Regions from separate parts of the Mus musculus genome. Here regions 1 and 2 are each linked to region 3. Evidence: chromatin loops called from intact Hi-C (ENCODE). Cell type or tissue: left cerebral cortex. All regions are shown on one strand. Links, peaks and the distances in the headings refer to the core of each region. The heading gives the core; the rest is flanking DNA.

The links. A loop is a pair of places that touch in the nucleus more often than their neighbours do. Peaks named below come from ENCODE experiments on the same cell type or tissue, not always from the same donor. Only the 100,000 strongest peaks of a DNase experiment are listed, where the experiment ranks them.
Region 1: it touches region 3 in a loop (6-fold over the local background); 2 of 42 quality-filtered maps call a loop at or near these places.
Region 2: a loop joins it to region 3, with 4 times the contacts of the local background. A loop is called at or near these places in 3 of 42 quality-filtered maps.

What each region holds. Positions count from the first base shown.
Region 1 is chr9:94,196,600-94,202,827 of GRCm38, forward strand. No RefSeq gene overlaps it. Among named protein-coding and RNA genes, the nearest start is that of Gm31847, 9.4 kb to the left of the region's middle. In left cerebral cortex, for the core only: no CTCF peak of the experiment used is centred there; DNase peaks (open chromatin) are centred at 3,410 and 4,488; H3K27ac peaks cover 716 bases.
Region 2 is chr9:94,531,478-94,537,705 of GRCm38, forward strand. It overlaps Dipk2a (divergent protein kinase domain 2A), which reads right to left. Exons shown (of 3, transcript NM_001033145.2): 1 at 5,742-6,228. Among named protein-coding and RNA genes, the nearest start is that of Dipk2a, 3.5 kb to the right of the region's middle. In left cerebral cortex, for the core only: a CTCF peak has its summit at 3,481 (motif pointing left); DNase peaks (open chromatin) are centred at 2,386, 3,518 and 4,058; H3K4me3 peaks cover 2,500 bases; H3K27ac peaks cover 875 bases.
Region 3 is chr9:93,988,635-93,994,862 of GRCm38, forward strand. The region is part of intron 2 of Gm31847 (a long non-coding RNA gene); the gene reads right to left. Among named protein-coding and RNA genes, the nearest start is that of Gm39401, 12 kb to the left of the region's middle. In left cerebral cortex, for the core only: no CTCF peak of the experiment used is centred there; DNase peaks (open chromatin) are centred at 2,688 and 3,797; H3K27ac peaks cover 1,334 bases.

The DNA.
Region 1 (6,228 bases), core at 2,142-4,641, 210 kb after region 3:
TTCCTCCTCTCCTCTGCTCTCTCACCTAGGTCCCTCCCTCACTCTGCCTCCCATGATTGTTTTCTTTCCCCCTTCTAAGTGGGATTGAAGCATCTTTACTTGAGCCTTCCTGCTTGTTAAACTTATGGTCTGTGGGTTGTATCCGAGGTATTCTGTACTTTTGCACTAATATCTACTAACAATGAGTACATACTCACTGCATGTATTTTTCAGTCTGGATGATCTCATTAGGGATATTTTCTAGTTCTATCCATTTGCCTGCAAGATTCATGACGTACTCAAATTTATTAGCTGAACAGTATTCCATTGTATAAATGAACATTTTCTCTATCCCTTCTTTGGTTGAGGGAGAATGGGGTTGTTTCCAGCTTCTGACTATTACAAATAAAGCTGCTATGGACATAGTGGAATGCATGTACTTGTGGTATGATAGGGCATCTTTTGAGTATATGCCCACGAATGGTTCTTCGGGTAGAACTATTTTCAATTTTCTGAGGAACACCAGATTGATTTCCAGAGTGTTTGTACCAGTTTGCCATCCCACAAGCAATGGAGGAGTGTTTCCAAGAACACATCAAATGATCATTCACCATGATCAAGTAGGCTTTATCCCAAGAATGTAGGAATGGTTCAATATATGAAAACTAATCAATGTAATACACTATATAAACAAACTCAAGGGGGAAAAAGTCTCATGACCATCTCATCAGATGCTGAAAAAGCTTTCAAAACAATACAACACCTCTTCATGTTAAATATCTTGTGAAGATCAGGAATTCATGGCACATACCTAAACATAACAAAACAATATATAGCAAACTAACAGCCAACATCAAATTAAATGTAGAGAAAATAGAAGTAATCCCAATAAAATTAGGAACAAGATAAGACCACTCAATCTCTCCCTATTTATTCAATATAGTACCTGACATTCTAACCAGAGCAATTAGACAAAAAACGGAAATCAAGTGGATACAAATTGGAAAGAAAGAAGTCAAAGTATCACAATTTGCAAATGATATGATAGTATACATAGAGACCCCCAAAATTCCACCAGAAAGTTCTTATGCCTGAAAAACAACTTCAGCAATGTGGCTGAATATAAAACTAATTAAAACAAATTTATAGCTTTCCTTTATACAAATTATAAACAGGCTGAGAAAGAAACTAGGGAAACAACACCCTTCACAATAGCCGCAAATGTATAAAATATCTTGATGTAACTCTTACCAAGCAAATAAAAAATCTCTATGACAAGAACTTCAAGTCCCTGAAGAAAGAAATCAAAGAAGGTGGAAAAATCTCCCAGGCTCATGGATTGGTAGGATTAACATAATGAAGATGACCATCTTACCAAAAGCAATCTATAGATTCAATGCAATCCCCATTCAAATTCCAACACAATTCTACACAGACATGGAAAGAGCAATTCTTAACTTCATATGGAAAAAAGAAAAAATCTAAGACAGCAACAATGAAAGATCTTCCTGAAATGAAATTGCCATCCTGAAAAAGCTATACTACAGAGCAATAGTGACAAAAGAAGAATTTTTAACCACTTGCATATCATACTATTTGTAAAACACTATAAAGAATTTCTTACAAATGAAAGACATAATGTGAAACTATAGAAAAATTCACCAAACTACCTTTAGTCCATGTCATTAGAGAACATGGATCTGGAATCTGAAAAGTCTCACTTGCCATTAAAGTAGCATATTTTACATACCATGGAATGAGTCCTCCTAGAGGTTTCTGAAATTTGGAATTAAGAAGTCATTAGAATACTAAGGCATTTGATGTTGAATAATAGAGCCACACCTACACACTTCACATACTCAAACCAGTATTCCTGTTACTCTAACATTGTGCATAGCATTCACTGTGCACTGAATGCCTGAGTTCCTCTAAATATTTTATGTTGTACATGAAAGTGCAGAAAGATGGGATCAAGTAGATATGTCTTTGGAAGTTGGGGCTATGAGGTATGAACCTTTGTTGTAGGACTAGTAACCTTATAATAAAGCCAAAGGTCCCCACCCCCTCCTGTTACCTCTTCTTCTACCATGTGAGAACAAAACATCACAGTGTAATGAATCAGAAAGGAAACTTTAAACAAACATGAAATCTTCTTACTCCCACAAAGTGTAAGAAAATACTTTATGACATTTATAAATTACTCAACGTAAGGCACTTTGTAAAAGTTGATTTTGGCCTATGTTACAATGAATAAGCATTGAGTCTCAGGAAATGTCTTTAATCTCAGCTTCATTTTTTGTATCAATGATATGGGAATAATAGTGTTAGCTATGCCATACTTCTCTCATGTCCAAAACTTAGCCATCGGTAGAGTCAGTATACAGTGAATGTTATTGCTAGTTATTTTTTAATATCATTAGTCATCAGATCACTGAGTATGGCCTACAGCTAACTTTCATCATCAAAATTATTCTTTTTCTATTTCTATTTCTTAACGTGACCTGATGACCTTCACAGGGGAGAAATGGGAACATGCTAGACTTTGAAATGAGATGGATCTGAATACAGATATTAGCACTGCCAATTACTAACTCATAGACTGTGAGAAAATATCTAAGTGTCTAAGATTCTTTGTTAAGCAAAGCAGTGAAGATATTATACTTTGAGAATATGGAAGTTTCTCTGAAAGACAAGAACAGATATCCTCAAAGGAATCATTTAGACTCATGAAGCATTAGGGGGAAGTAGTGGTGATGGTGGTGGTGGTAGTGGTCTGTGTATGTGAACTGAAAGCCCAACTATAATGAGAGCAATATGTAGGAATGCTTGTTGAGGGCAGCAGAGAATCCATGAAGATACTTCTTGTGGTGGTGACAGCAAAGCATCATTTTCTGATTAAATCCTGTATGCATGCAAAAGGGTTCCACAGTTTGTTTGGAATTAAGAGGAGAGAAGAAAGTAAGATGTGTAGAATAGAAAATCAGGTGATCATATGGGGAGTTTCAATTCATTCAGCACTTTGCTTGATTTAGGGCAATTGTTCTCAAATAAAACCTTCAGATGAGGGATACTAGGTTACCTGGAAATGAGGTGAAAATGGAAGCTATCATCTATTCCACATTATGACTCAGAGATTCCAGCAGTGGGTGTAGGGACAACTCAGCATGGACCTAACTACATTAGTCAGTGTCTTTAGAAAACCTTAGGTAATGCTGTTAATGAACACTGTAGAACTCCCCAGTCAGAGCAGCTTCCTTATCCTTCTTCTTACTGTTCATCACAAGTTAATGTCTTTATACTTCCCATTTGAACTGAGAAGATGGAAACAGGAAGAAAGCACACAGCTTCGGGGACTGGGATAGGCCCATTTAAATAAATAACAAACCTGGTTTCGACAAATTTATATTAAAAGCAAAGGTTAATTTTAGTCCTCACTATTTTCAACATGATGTGAGAACTTCACAGGACAGTGCTGGGACTCAGAACATCCCACTTCAAAATATGGCAGAAGCAGACCAGAATATGACATCCCCAAAATATAATTCCTTGGCATATATTGAGCTGGCTATTCTAAGAAACTGCTGACAAAGGAATGACTCAGAAAAGATGTCCTTTGGTAAAAGAAGTCCTTGTCTATGAAGTAAAGCTACATTAATGAAGTGTTTATATCAGGAAGAGTACTGATAACAATGGTCAGTTATAACATGAAAGTCTTTTTGGCTGCATGAAAAAGCCCTCTATTTGCCATGTAGTCCTTCCCCCAACTCTCTTATGTTTTGCCACCAAGACCCAATTTCTTTCAGTCAATTGTCATCAATTCTTCCTTGGGAAACAGAGAGAAGGTGACACACAAGAGAAAAATATAGAGGTTGATAATAACCATAACATGATCCATACAGACTCTTACCTATTCTGAGCATCTTGGCAACCCATTTATCTTTCCTAATGTTTATTTTCACTTAGTTTGCCTGCATCACTGACACCTCTACCTACAGATGTTAAGCTTTGATGTTTTATTGGGCTTGGGGGCAGTGGTTCACATTTGTGTGTCAAACTCATCATAAACCTGTATGTTCTATTGTCCCTGTTAATCTGTTAGTTTATTTCATATATTCAATTCCCGAACCCTCAATGAGTAGAGTAGAAACTTTTACCTTCTACCCTTTAATAGGCATTTGAAGACCAAGGACATATATAATAAGATCAGAATAGGGATGGAGAGATGGCATATCAGTTAAAAGACTTGAGTTCAACTCTCAGCACACACACACACACACACACACACACACACACGTATGTATGTATGTATGTATGTATGTATGTATGTATATCTCACCCTAGTTCCAGAAGATATGGTTTCCAAGAGCACCAATCATACAAGTGATGCACAGACATGCATGGAGGTAAAAACTCTCATGCACATAAAACAGAACTTCAAAACTCAAAAGTTTTTCAAAGAAACCAAGGATGAGAGATTCTCAGCAAACCTTCTGTCTCACTGCCAGCCCCTGCCAGATCTGACTCACATCGCTCAGTGTCCCATTTGCTGGAGCTCAGCTGGTAACAGGTACCCAGAGCAAAACTGTATAGAGATAGAAGTTTTGTCAAAGCCCCAACTACTGCAAAAGTATCACATTAGAAAATCCCATGAACAAAGTAAACAAATGGACATGAGGTTCTTAGGATGTAAAAACCACTCCACTGCAGGAATGTTGGCCAATTACGCCACACCTCTTGCCCAGCTCATCTTCTACTTGTTAACCCTTGGGTTGAATCTCTCTCAGTGATGTGAAGCCTTCCTTGGACTCACCTTAACAGACTGCTCATTGGTTTATTTAGTTCAATATGAGCATTCTAAACGTACTGCCCGCATCAGTAAGCCTTCCTTCTCATGTACTGAAACCCTTCTTAATGTGCTACTTAAGAAATCAACATTCCTTATACCAAAAATTTCAAATTATGTTAAATTTGCTGTGCATTCCTTAACACTTCACAAAATGCTCTGACTCGAGGTGTCTAAAACTGGCACGGAACACTGCTGTGTTCTGATATTATAAAACCTGTTCTTTCTCATGTGACTTTTCTGATGGTTAAAAATGCAGTCTATAAACTTTTCCTTGCAGCTTCAACACATGCAAGTGCAGGTGACAGAATGAAGTGGCCCACGATGAAAAGTTGCTGAGTATATGCCACGGGGACACATGAAATTTAGAGCCAAGAAGAGCCAAAGAAAGCAGAAAATATTGATGAAAATACTTCTGTAAAAGAGCAAGTGTGAGATTTCATACCTGTAATTGTAGTATTTGGGAGGCTGGGGCAGGCAGGTCATGAGTGTGAGACAAACACAGACTACATTGTCAGAACTAATGTTAGTATATGGTCTCTCTGAGTATAATTGCAGTACATGAATTTCTCTTACATACAAGACAGTCCTGGTTGGTAAGTGGATGTGTATGGAGGGGAGGAAAGAGAAGGGAAGGGGAGGAGAGATGAGGGGAGGGGAGGGTATAGGTTTCATTGTTGAGGTGGGAAAAAGATATCTCTACCAAACCATTTGTTTACAGATGGCACATTGGCTTCTAGGTCAAGACCAAGCCCAAATGAATGCAGGAGCCCTGATTTTCTCTAGAGTAGACAGGAGCAGATGGTTGACAGGTGAGATGCTTCTATAGAAGGAACCAAGCAGCCAGTGTTGGGGCTGAGGCACATTTGATGATGTGCAAAGGAAAAGATATCAAAAGGCTGGTGAAGGAAAAGCTGGCAATGAAAGACTGAGCAGAAGAAAGCCATCTGTCTAGCAACGATGCTGGAGTGGAAAGGAGTTCACTCACTTTCCATGTAAACTTACCGACCCCTACCTGAATAGGAACCGCAGAACCATAGCAAGAAACAGAGGTCGTTTATTTGGTAGTAAGTAGAATCATCAAATGTCAGGGCTGCTGAGGTCTGTGCAGCTCCTAGATCCTATTCCAAGCCCTTGTTCACTGTACGTGTTCTAGAACACAGCATCTGTAGTTTGAAAGAGGATAGGGGTGCACATGGAAAGTTGTGATATATTAGCTTTGAAATGTCTTCCAGGTATTTTTTACTTATTTTTTATTATTGGGTATTTATTTCATTTACATTTCCAATGCTATCCCAAAAGTCCCCCACACCCTCCCTCACCCACTCCCCCACCCACCCACTCCCCCCTCTTGACCCTGGCATTCCCCTGTACTGGGGCATATACAGTTTGCGTGTCCAATGGGC
Region 2 (6,228 bases), core at 2,142-4,641, 540 kb after region 3:
TGTGGGGGAATGCCAGGGCCAGGAAGCAGGAGTGGGCAGGAGTGGGTGGATTGGGAGGGGGGAGGAAGTAGGGGGAGGGTGCTTTTTGGAGGGGAAACCAGGAAAGGGGATAACATTTGAAATGTAAATAAAGAAAATATCCAATAAAAATGACTATCTGTCATGGTAAAACCTATGTATTCTGACATATATATCAGCATAACACACTAAAGGCAAAGAGTCTTGCAACCACTGTAGCTATCTGAGAACTAAAAAGCTTACAAAGAATATTTGTAAAGATTTCTTGTTTATAAACACGGGTGCTTTATACATAATACTTGAGTGTGTTCCATCTCCTTTCATCTTTAAAGCACTAACATCCTCATTCCATTCATTGAACCTGAGTGCTGAAACATTTGAGTGATTTGCCTACATGTCACTGAATAACTTCATGTTATTACAGAATATAAATGGGCCCAATCTGAGGAAAGACCCCACCTTTATACCTCCACCCAGCAAAATCTCACCCCTTCAGTACTCAATCCCCTTTGCTCTCCCCAACCCTCAAAAGAGACATCTAACGTGTGTAACTGCTGTGTGGATCTGTGTGTGTGTGTGTGTGTGTGTGTGTGTGTGTGTATAGGCATGCGTGTCCTGTTTCCTGTGGCCCAAGGTAGTCTCTCCAATATTTTAGTTCAAATGCCTTACAAGACAATTTGCCAAATGAACAAACAAAATTCATTTATTTTGACTGCAAGTCTAATAATAAGCTCTTTAGTATTTCATAGATAACTTCTTCTTTGCAACTTGTGAATTGGATGATTTTAATATATAATTTTTAAAACTTCCCAGAGGCTAGGCTTGGTGGCACATGCCTGTAGCCCTGGGACTTGAGAAGTGAGGCAGAAAGATCAACAGTTCACAGCCCAAACCAAAACTTTCCAAGCTTTATAATGAGGATGGATAATTACCCCCGGCTTAGACTCACTTCACAATGGTTCAACATTCACTGCACATATAAGAAATGTAAGTCTTTACATCCTCAAGGCTATTATTAGTTTTCTATATAGTTGAATGGAAGGTCCAGGAATCAAAGTCAGAAATCTGTGGAACTCAGTAGCAATCAATGACAGTAGTAGGCCAGAGCAGCCACAAGGTTTAAAAAAAAAAAAAAAATTGAACAAAAACCAATCTTACAATCTTCTGGATAACTAACTAGCCACTAAAGCCCAGCCCACAGGAAACAGAATAACCAGCAACAAAGACAAAAAGATCACTATTTCCAGCAACAAGTGTAAGGACCAATTGTAAGGCAGAATAACTAACTACCCCCACCACCCCATGCAGTACAAATATGGAGGCATGCTTCCTTAAGGGTGTCTGTTTCACTGGTTTTCCCAAATAAATAAATAAATAAATAAATAAATAAAATGTCCCTTTAATTTTGGACCTGAGATATACAAAATGTTTTTTGTTATGTCCATTTGTATTTTTATGAGGTTTAGTCAAGTGTCAAACATGTCCATGAAACCTCAAATGCAAACACACACACACACACAAAACATATGATTTTAAGATTACAAAGTGCTCTCCTCGGCACTGCAGGGTATGGAATGCACAGCTGCAGCCCTAGCACTGGAGGCTGAAGCAGGAAGACGAATGCTGAGCACCAAAAAAAAAAAAAAAAAACAAACAAAACAAACAAAAAAAAAAACAACAAAACAAAAACAAAACCAAAGCAACAACCTCTAGTGTGTTTTGAGCCTAAACACAGGAATGCAGTTATTAAATCAGCTGCCAGAGGGAAAAAAGGAAGGAGCCACAGCCCACTGCCTAAAACTTCCAAGGTGAAAACATCCATTCTGAAACTAATGCTAAACAAGACGCTTGGCCCCTTATTTTTCTCTTCCTTAACAGGACTTTTGTTTTGAAATCTGAGTACACATGTGTAAAATTTAGATATTAGAAAAGCTTGAAAGATTGTTTGATCTGGCCTCAAATTCACACCCCAGCAGAGACCTAGCACCCCAGTCTAGTTCTCTTTTAGAAGAGATTAATTAAATCCATTAGTTAAAGCTAAACTTAGAAAACAAACACCAACAAGGAAAAACAGATTTCTCAAATCAAGAATTTGAGAGTCCCCCCAATAGGGCAGAATCAAAGGAACTGATTCAATAGACCTATTTAGGAGAAAATAGTTATTTCATTAAACAACAACAAAAAAATGTTATCCCAACCTTTCTCTCAATGGTCATAATCCTCTTTGTCTAGTTCAAAAAGTTCTTTTTAGCAAGGCACCAAGAGGTACACCGTCCTGAACTCAGGCTGCTGCTAAGAGAAAGCTCTACTCTGTGCTCTCTACGACCTTCCAGTGGCTGTCAGAGCGGATGAGATCAGCAGAGCTGTGGTTCAGTTCAGCCTGTCAGCAGCCACACTCTGTGTGTTTCCGGAATATACCAGGTGATTACAGTCACCCTCTATCCCTACACTAGCATTTACTCTCTGCTGGTCATGCAAACCCCACACAAATGCCCTGTATATAATATTTTGCCTTTTACAAGTAAAAGGAAAGCTTAAAAGCCACAGCAAACAATGATAATTGCATACTATAAAAATTAAGTCCTATTAAATCTATGATTCAGAAAATGGAAGGCAAATATAGTTCAACCAATATATAATACAGCTAAACATATTCTTGGCTCTTCCCCCTAAAACAACCAAGGGTTTTCTTGCCAGTGCTCCTTGGTCAGTCACAGATAGTGGCTGACTTTCAGAATCTCCAGACACTCCCCATCCTGACCTGTTCAAGAACAGGTAGCAAGCACAAACACCAGCAGAGAAGTTACCTTCCAATGTCTACCTTCCATTTTTAATGACCTAAGATTGTTATCACACACACAAAAACCAACAAACCCCACTCTGGGTACTCCTCCTTCCACAGGATGAGGGCCGGCTAGGCATGAGGGATACACCTCTTGATGAGTAAAAATGTAAAGGAAAAAGGTTTCTGACATGATAAAGGTTCTGAGAACTGTCTTGTCCACTGCAGAACAACTTTTCCTAGAAGCCAGACACAGACACGCTCCATAACTGTTAAGACCATTAAACAACAGGAGGGGCTGCACTCTCAGTTTCACACTGCAACACTGACAGCACAACTGCAGTTTAACACACGTGTGTATGCATGTGTAACAGACAGCACCTTCCACTTCCCTGTTCAGGCCATAACAGATATTTCATGTTTTACTGTTTCTTAACATCTAACAGTTAATGAATTAAACTGATCTACATTTTCATCTGTTTCACTAGTACCTTAAACAAAAGGGGATTTTTAAAAAGTAATTAATTACTTAAAAGCATCATTACTCTGTTACTTTTGTGAAGAACAATTTGATAATGGAAATCCACAGGGTTTTTTTTTTCCCCTAAAATTTTAGACAATAGAAAATTTATAAATCTAGTTTGTCATCATCCAGCATCCAAAAATTCATTAGGTGGCTCCCTCTCCTGGAAAAAAGTGAAAGGTGAGTTCAGCTTTAAGTTGTGAAGCACTGGCTCCTTAAAAACACTTTAAAACAATATGAAGCAAAAAAGTAAAGAAGCAACTGTGAGTGGCTTTTCTATTAGTACCAGGACAGCAGGCTTTATAGAAACTGTACCACTAAATGTACAGTTTGCATAGCTAACAAGTAACATACATGATGATCTGATTTACCATACAAAAACAGTATTCTTGATTACAAATCTGGATATACTTTTAACTTACTGATTCACAATCACACCACACATACTTTCAAAATCACTACCAAAGATCAAGTGTTTTTGTAAGGGAAGCATCTACTCAGGAGAATTTTAGGTTAAGCTCCACCTCCTCGGGTTAAGGAAAAAAAAAAAAAAAAAAAAGGCACTGTTCCACTGGTAGTAAAAACTCCAAAGTGTGTCTTTAACAAGTATGTAGCATAATGAAGCATCAGGACTACCCCTGGGAGCTGGGCTGACTAAACTACTGATGCAATTTATGAATGCCTCAATCTAGTAGACATTTTCTCACATTTATCCTGTACTCTACGCAATCATCCACTCAGAAAAATTTAGGCATTAGGCTTCAAATAAAGTGAGAAAAATGTAAAGTCACAACACATTTGACTATCTCAACTGCACAACAGGCTGAAAACGCCAGGAGTGTGAAGACATAAAAACTCCCGGTAAGAGACAGCTTTGTGGTGTGGAAATTACCAGTTTCTCAAGTTCAGATGCCTATGTTTTTAAAGAAGAAAACACAATGTTTAATCTTAATATTAGTTGTTCCTAATGCATCCATACCTAGAATCAACCCTATAAAAATCGCTCAATAGGCACTCAGTATTTAAAATGCAAAAACTGTATATACCTTAAGTTCAGTGCTAAATTTTGGGACCTCAGAGATTTTTGACTATCGACTACAGTCAATTACACTACTAAGTGCTGTCAGTACCTGCTAACATAAATACAGCTTGGAGAGGTGGGGGCTTGTGGGAGTGGGTGGGGGGGGTCATACTTAGAGACTCGCTAATCTAAACTAATGAATAGAATAATCCTGCAAAGTAAGCTTAACTGAATTTACACTGATCAGAGATAAAACAGTACTTATTAAACCATCTGAACTTTAAAATTAACCTATCACATATATCTTAACAGCAACTTGAAATTTTATTAAGGCTCACATTAGAACTTCAGCTGATCAAATACTCGTGTTAAGGATGCTTGGCTGAACTAATCAAGGCTGATTTCTCTTGACTAAGACGCAGAAAACTTGAAAGAAAAAAAAAGCCACCAATAGAGTACATTCCTATTCATACTTTAATCAACAACAGAAACAAGGTCCAAACCCTCTAGCCATTAGTGACATTCTTAGCGGAGAAAGGGCGTGAACTATACAATCAATTACTTGTGGTTAATTTAAACTCACTTTCCCTAGCACTTGACGTTTAGAACTGGTAACTTTTCTTGCAGCCAAGAGAGATCACACACCTACTGGACAATCGCTGCCCAAGGGCACAGCACTTTAGCGGGGGGGGGGGGGGTGTTTGAAACAAATTACTCCAAAAATAAACCGGATTCCTTTCTCTTATCTATTTTCTTCTTGCCGCCACCAGTAAAACGATTCCATTCTATCCTCCTAAAAGGCACGTTTATTTTCGAAATGAAGTCAAGAAAAAGCAAATAAGTCAGTTGGGCTAGAGGCCAAAACCCTTTTCCTTAGATCCTAGCTCCAACCTAAAAAAAAAAAAAAAAAACACTTTAATTCCTTCCTTAACCGGATTACCATATGACTAGGGCAGGCCACAGCATCAGGATGCAAAAGTCCGTCTTGGCCTTTAGCCTTCCCAGCCCAAATCTAACTCTTTCCCCCATTTCCTAGCTTCTAATTCCACGCAAAGCACGAGTCACGAATTAGCTCCCTTCACTTTACCACCACCCCACTCTCTGATCTCATCTTTCCCACCTGGTCCCAGAACTAGCTGATTGACTAACAGGGAGATGATCTAAGAAATAAAACAAAGACAGACTCGGGGAAGTTAGGCTAGCCAGGCGGGACAGCAAAGGACGTGTGCCCAGGGTGCCCAAGTCCTCGGAAAGAGGTACAAGGGCTCGCTATCGCACTGACACTGGCATCCAGACTGGGACGAGCGGGAGGGCGGAAGGAAACTCGCGAAGAGGCATTTTGGGAGAGTTGGGGACGCACTCCCTCTGGCGTCGAAGAGCCCCGCGCCCGCGCCTACCTGTAGCACCAGCGGCTCGGGGTTGAAGGCCAGGGTGAGCAGCAGCTGCATGCGCTCGGAGTCCTTGAGGTTACGCAGCAGGAAACTGCCCGAGTCCTTGGTCTCCGCGTAGCGGCGCACCAGGCGGTCCAGCAGGCGCTGCGAGGGGCAGTGCACCAGGTCCGACCAACCCTCCACCGCCTCCGGCGTGAGCAGCCGCACGTCGCCGTTGAGACGCGCGAACTCGGTGCGGGGCATGGCCTGGAGCAGGTCGCAGCGCGGCCGGCCGGTGGCCCGCTTGCAGATGCTCTGGTCGAGCTGCGCCAGCTCGCGCTGCGAACCCAGGCGCTTGAGCACCACGCGCCGGCGGCCGCCCTCGCGGGGCTCGCCGTACTGCGCGAAGTACACGTTCTTCACGTTGAGGAAGTCCAGCAGGCGCAGGCGGCCCCACGTCTCGAAGCCCACCTGGCCGTTGAGGAAACGGCGGCACCAGCTCGTGCCGAAGCAC
Region 3 (6,228 bases), core at 1,674-4,173:
GAAAGATTATTCTTACTATAGTATTGAGAGTGACTAAATATAGGGATAACCATAGTTATAGTCTGGACAAAGTCTATTCACTTGTGCTAAGGGATAGTCTTGGGAGACATAAGAAATAGAATCAGTGACCCTTGGTGACTCATCCACAGCAAAGATCCATGCTGAAATGAGAGTCAGGTTGTGCTGAGTCTTCTTGTATGATTCCTAGATTCTGGCATGGTTATCTGTGTTGATGGTGTTGGAAACAGTGGCTATTAGGGTCAGTTTAGGCTTATAGAGCAAGATGCTGATGTGAAGAAGTAGCATAAGTCACCTAACATATGGCTGACACTAGAAATCCTGGGGTTATGAATTAGCATGGAATTGTTGAGACTGGATATTCAGGGAATCTCAAAGTAACAGTGAAATAATCTGTCATGGAACTCTCTTTGGCAGAGTGCTACTTTTGTATGGTTCCAAAAGTCTTGATGTTAAGGACTTTTGTTAGAGCCTATATGTGACAACCTCCATATAGACTGTATGGCAGTCTGTCTGTGTGTCTGTGACTACTTGCTTGTATTTCATGTGTACTGACATGTGTCTGGTTGCCTGCTGACATCTGCCTGCACAGTGGTCCTTGTAGTAGGCTGCCTCCAGAGTGAATAAATGTTTTATCAGTCTAGAACTACTTTAATTCTATTCAACCTTCTGACTTCCAATGAGTTTCATTTACTAACATGGGAGCATAGACCTCACAGATAGTAATACTGCTCTCTCCATATATGGCAAGCATAGGTTTCCCATATTGGACATTAAATTCAATTTTGCACAAGCTGATGTGAATGTAATAGCATATGTGCAAAAGAAATAATGACTACGTTTACAAACATACAGGCTTAAAGCCAGGCAAGATTTTGATCATGTGGGAAATATCAATATCTATTTTCTTGTTGATGCAACAGGAATTATTAAACACAGTAAGAGAACTAGAATGATACCTAAGCCTGTTATTTAAGAAACCAGTAATATCTTTGGCACCTAAAAAGATACTGTAAAGGAGCAACCATAACCACATGAAGAAATCCAGGTAAGAATGTTGCCCTGGAAAGTCTAAGAACACACAGTGATAAACTGTGTAAAACATTGCCAGTCGCCAAAGCTATGAACACTACACAGTATATTTATCAAAAAGGATGCTAGTGGCAAGTACTATGAGAAATCTGGGACGTCAGAAATGAAATCGGCAGGTATTATGTCTTTTACTAAATTTTTTCTGTGAAAAGGAGAGATAAAAATCAAACACGTAGAAAAAAGAAAATGAGATACAAGGAATATTACATTTCTGAAAAAGAAGAAACTCGATAAGTCTGATAGAGCGCATGCAGGGGAGAAAATAAACTTATAAATCTACAATTATAGGGAAAGGTAAGATCATCAATGTCCCTAACAAAATAAAATAAGATCCACAGATATAATGAAAAGATTGACTGGACCAGAACAACCCAGGGTTTACAGCTGGAACAAGACAGAGGGAAGAATGGGGAGAGGTGGAGAGGTGGAGTGGAGCTTGGGGCCTTAATGCCAGGAGCTGAGTGGTCCCAACCAGACAGTAATGGTGCTGGTAGATAACGGTGCACAAGGAGGAGAGGAGAGTGAATTCAGCGATGGCTGGAAAACATAAAAGACAAGAACAAGGGGTTTCCAAAATACTCAACAAAAACTTGGAAAACTGAGTTGGAAAGCAGAAGCAGGAGGTGTGGCCCCCAGCTGCTTTAATTTCATATTCCATTAAGTTCTCAAGGTCAGTGAAAGAAAGTACAGGCTCTGAGCATAAGGACTGGCTTGGTGGAACAGCACATGGGAGGTAGACAGTGGGTTTGAGGGAAAGAGCTCAGAAGGCAGTGTTTTGTGTGGTTCATTTTCCACACAGCTATGTTGGCTATAACTGTTGAAAGCATTGAATGTTGGGAGAGATGAGCAATACCCTGTAAGTGGCCAGGGATCAAGGAGTTGGAAAAAGGGTGTCAGCTGACTCTCAGGAACAGCAGGTCACTGATGGCACTTGAGAGAACACTTAGAGCACTGAACTGTGTCACCTTCTGCTATGTTTGTGAGGAGGTTCTCACCCAGTTGAGCGGGGGACTTTGTGTGTTTGTAGGAAATAGTGAGGCATCTAATGGCTGAAAGAATGTCTATGGAAAGAAATAGACAGAATCTGTGTGGTCCTGAAATTCATGGTCTGAGCTCCTGGGAGAAGCTGATTACCAGATGCATACTAATAGCAGAGTCCCAGAAGGAAGGTCATTTTGAAAAGATGGGTCGCTTTAACGATGCAAATAAAATTGTATTTTTATCTACAGCCTTGAGTTTTCAGTTTCAATCAGTTCAAATTAATCTACGCTAGTCTGCATGTATAATGGACTTAAACTGCTTGTGTTTAAACTCACAACAAAAGCATCGACTTTACATTAGGAAGCATGAAGCGAAGAAACACTGACACGGGGGATGTATGTTGAAAATGTTTCCACAGCCTATATAAACATTAACCTGACACCATTTTCCAGCCATTTGGAAAAAGCCAATTATTTCCTCCTCTTTCAAAAAAAAATTAAAAGTCCAATGTGGAGACTATTTTGAAATCTGCCTTTGCCTTTTCCAAACTAAGCTAAGTACTGCAAATAAAGCTGGATCTTTTCAGCTTTTTAAAGAATTTTGTCACTTTCCTCCTTGCTGCTGGATGTGCTAAAATGCAAGGCAGAATTCTTTTGTGCCTCTAAGGAAAACTCTGGTGCTAATCTCAGGAGAACTGTGAAATTTTTACATTTGCTCAGTGCGAGGTAAAGACTTTTACCCATTTCTTCATGCTCCTTTCCTTTCCTTTCCTTTCCTTCCCTTTCCTTTCCTTTCCTTTCCTTTCCTTTCCTTTCCTTTCCTTTCCTTTCCTTTCCTTTCCTTCCCTTCCCTTCCCTTCCCTTCCCTTCCCTTCCCTTCCCTTCCCTTCCCTTCCCTTCCCTTTCCTTTCCTTTCCTTCCCTTCCCTTCCCTTCCCTTCCCTTCCCTTCCCTTCCCTTCCCTTCCCTTCCCTTCCCTTCCCTTCCCTTCCCTTCCCTTCCCTTCCCTTCCCTTCCCTTCCCTTTCCTTTCCATTCTTTCCTCTTCTTTTTAAATTTCCTTCTTTCTTCCTTTCTTCCTTTCCTTCTTTCTTCCTTCCTTCCTTCCTTTCTTTCTTTTCTTTCTTTCTTTCTTTCTTTCTTTCTTTCTTTCTTCCTTTCTTTCTTTCTTTCTTCCTTTCTGGGTTTATCCCATGAAAACTCATTAACTGGAGTATCATGAGAATATGAGTTTTCACTTACAGCTTTTTTTTTTTTTTGGTTTATATTTTGCAAATTCTTAACATATAAACACTCTAATTCTGACTCCAACTGAACTTACTAAATGTTGAGAGTGTTGTCATGATACTGTTGCTTCAAGGCTTGACTCTACAGCAGAAAAACTGCCTTACAAATTCACAATTCCCTTTTCAGCCTGCAAAAAAAATGCATCCTCGTGGAAGATATGTATTTTCCTTCATTTTGGAAGTTAATGTCATGGTGTCGATATATAAATAGTATGAATTTTCTGCAGATTATATAAGGACTTCTTGGTGTTTCATATTAAAACGTTTTCCAGGCTTTCTAACTTCCAGAAATGTACCCAGTGAATTTCAGAATTGCTTGTAGAGAGTTGGCAGTATAGATTTGTCAGGAGCTATAAGCACTAATAAAAATAGAGCTGCTAAAGGCTGCCAGTCTCCAGAAGGCTTTGCCAATCACAAATATGGAGGAGTGTGGTAACATCACACTTTTCTGTGGCTCATACAGTTCGCACTTCAAGCTCTCACTTAAAGAAATGCCTCTCGCTTAAAAAGCTTTCCCAAAGGGTATGTTCTCCCAGCTCTTATTTCTCCCATCTCAAGAGCCAGAACCCTGACAAGATTCACTTGGTATTATTGTATAAACCAGCCAATTGACCCAAGTCACAAGTCAAAGCTAGATATTGTGTTACCAGAGAAAGCAGAAATAGTACAAGGATATTGTTGTGTTTGGTCTTCTCTGAACCTGATGACCAATACTTAGGAGGCATGACATCACTGAGAATGAGCCTAGAGCAAGAACAATGGTTTTATTCAAAGCAGCAAGGAGCACCGAAGTCTTTTAGAGCTTTTCATCCATCCTTCAATTTTCCTCCCCTCCACATTTGCTTGACTGGCCAACCTTTTCTCCTACTGGCAGAAACAGCTTGGGGTTTCTTTCTTCTTCAGGTGAACCTGTTCATCATATCTACTATTCTTCCTTTATACTTAACATACATTTACAGTCATGTATTCATTTACATTTATAGCCTTTCAGAGACTTTGTGAGTTTGAGCTTCACTTGCAACAGCCTCTATCTGGTAGGGTAGATGTTTCCCAGAACTTTTTAAGGAATGAAACACTCTAGTGCTTCAGCACTTGGACATCTTCTGTACTCAAGAATTAGTCTGTCCAAGCTCTCAGCCCACACCCAGGGAGGTATGCATTTAGCTACTGGTCAGCACGTGACCATGATGATGCCACCATTTTAGGGCAACTCTAGGGCCAGTGTATTTGGGAATGGCTCTGAATTGTCTTGCTGAAGCTGCATTCTACCAACTTTTCATAGGAACCAGAACCTGATTCTTTTTTTAGGTGGGGTTTGAATTTAGGAAGACATATAACTGGATTTTCATCATTAATTAATTTATTTTATTAATATAATTCACTTTGCATTAGTAAAATATTGAATTAATGCAATTCACTTTACCTTGGAATCACAGGTCCCTTCCTCCCCTCCCAGTCCCACTTTCACAACTCCCTTCCTCCTACTACCCACTCTGCTCCTCAGAGAAGGAGAGGTCCCCTATGGGTACCATCAAGGTGTAGCAGGACTAGGTACATCTTCTCCCACTGAGGCCCAACAAGGCAGTCCAGCTAGAAGGAGGGGATGAAATGGCAGGCAATAAACTCAGAGACAGCCCCTGCTCTAATTACTATGGAACCCACATGAAGACCAAGCTGCACATTTGCTTCAAATGTTTAGGGGGCCTAGGTCCAGGCTCTTTTGCTGGTTGTTCAGTCTCTGTGAGTTACAATGGGCCCAGCTTAGTTGACTCTGTAGTTGACCCTTGTGATGTCTTTGACCTCTCCATCTCCCTCAACCCTATCCCTACTCTTCCACAAGACTCCCTGAGCTCTACTTAGTGTTAAGATTTGGGTCTCTGCATCTGTTTCCATAAGCTGCTGGATTAAGCCTCTCGGGATGAAGCCTCCCTTAGTTATGCTAAGTTCCTATCTGCAAGCATGCCAGAGTATCATTAATAGTGTCAGGAGGTTGGCTCTTTTCCAGGGCATGGGTCTCATCTTGGACCATTCATTGGTTTGCCATTCCCTTTGTCTCTGATCTGTCTTCATCTTCATCTCAGATTCTATTTCCTGGGTAGCAATAAAGAGATTGATTAAACATTGATTTCTCAAATAATGGTTACAGATATTAAATGGAAATAGTATACCTCTCACTAAACAGATGATAAGATAGTGTACATTGATTGAATGGAAGGCTCTGGCAAGGGATGGTGAAGTGAGAAGCAAGCAACTCATTCAGTGCTGCAGAAAGCACAACAGTTAAATTAAGGAATTACCATATGTTTTCACCAACACTGGTTAGTTGACAAGTTACATTCTTCCTTCACTCTCAACCCCTGTCTAAGTTTATATTGTTTTTGTTTGTTTGTTTGTTTGTTTAGGTTTTACTGGTGAGGATCAAATCTAGGGACTTCTACATGCTAAGGAAGTACTACCAGTGAGTCATATTCCCAGCTAAGTATATTTTCTCAGTGTTACATTAGTCCCATGCTTAGATTCCCATTAATCATCTGAAATTAATATAGAAGACAATTTTCACTACTTCCTGTGAATATTTTAAGCACAATGAACCTTGGATAAAAGCATATAACAGTGAATATTATTAGCATCTTTTCTAATGTTGGTTCCAAAATATAATTAACAATACCATCAAGTAACAAATCATTAAGGTAATTAGTAGGTAAATTTGGCAATGGCTAGTCCATAGCTCTCATTTATAAGGTAAAACAGAAAGATAGAAGGCAATGGAAAGATTTTCAAAATATGTGCACTTGGAAATTTCCTGGTATCTTTTCTTATAGAGACTGTCTCAGATGAAGACACCCATAGAGCT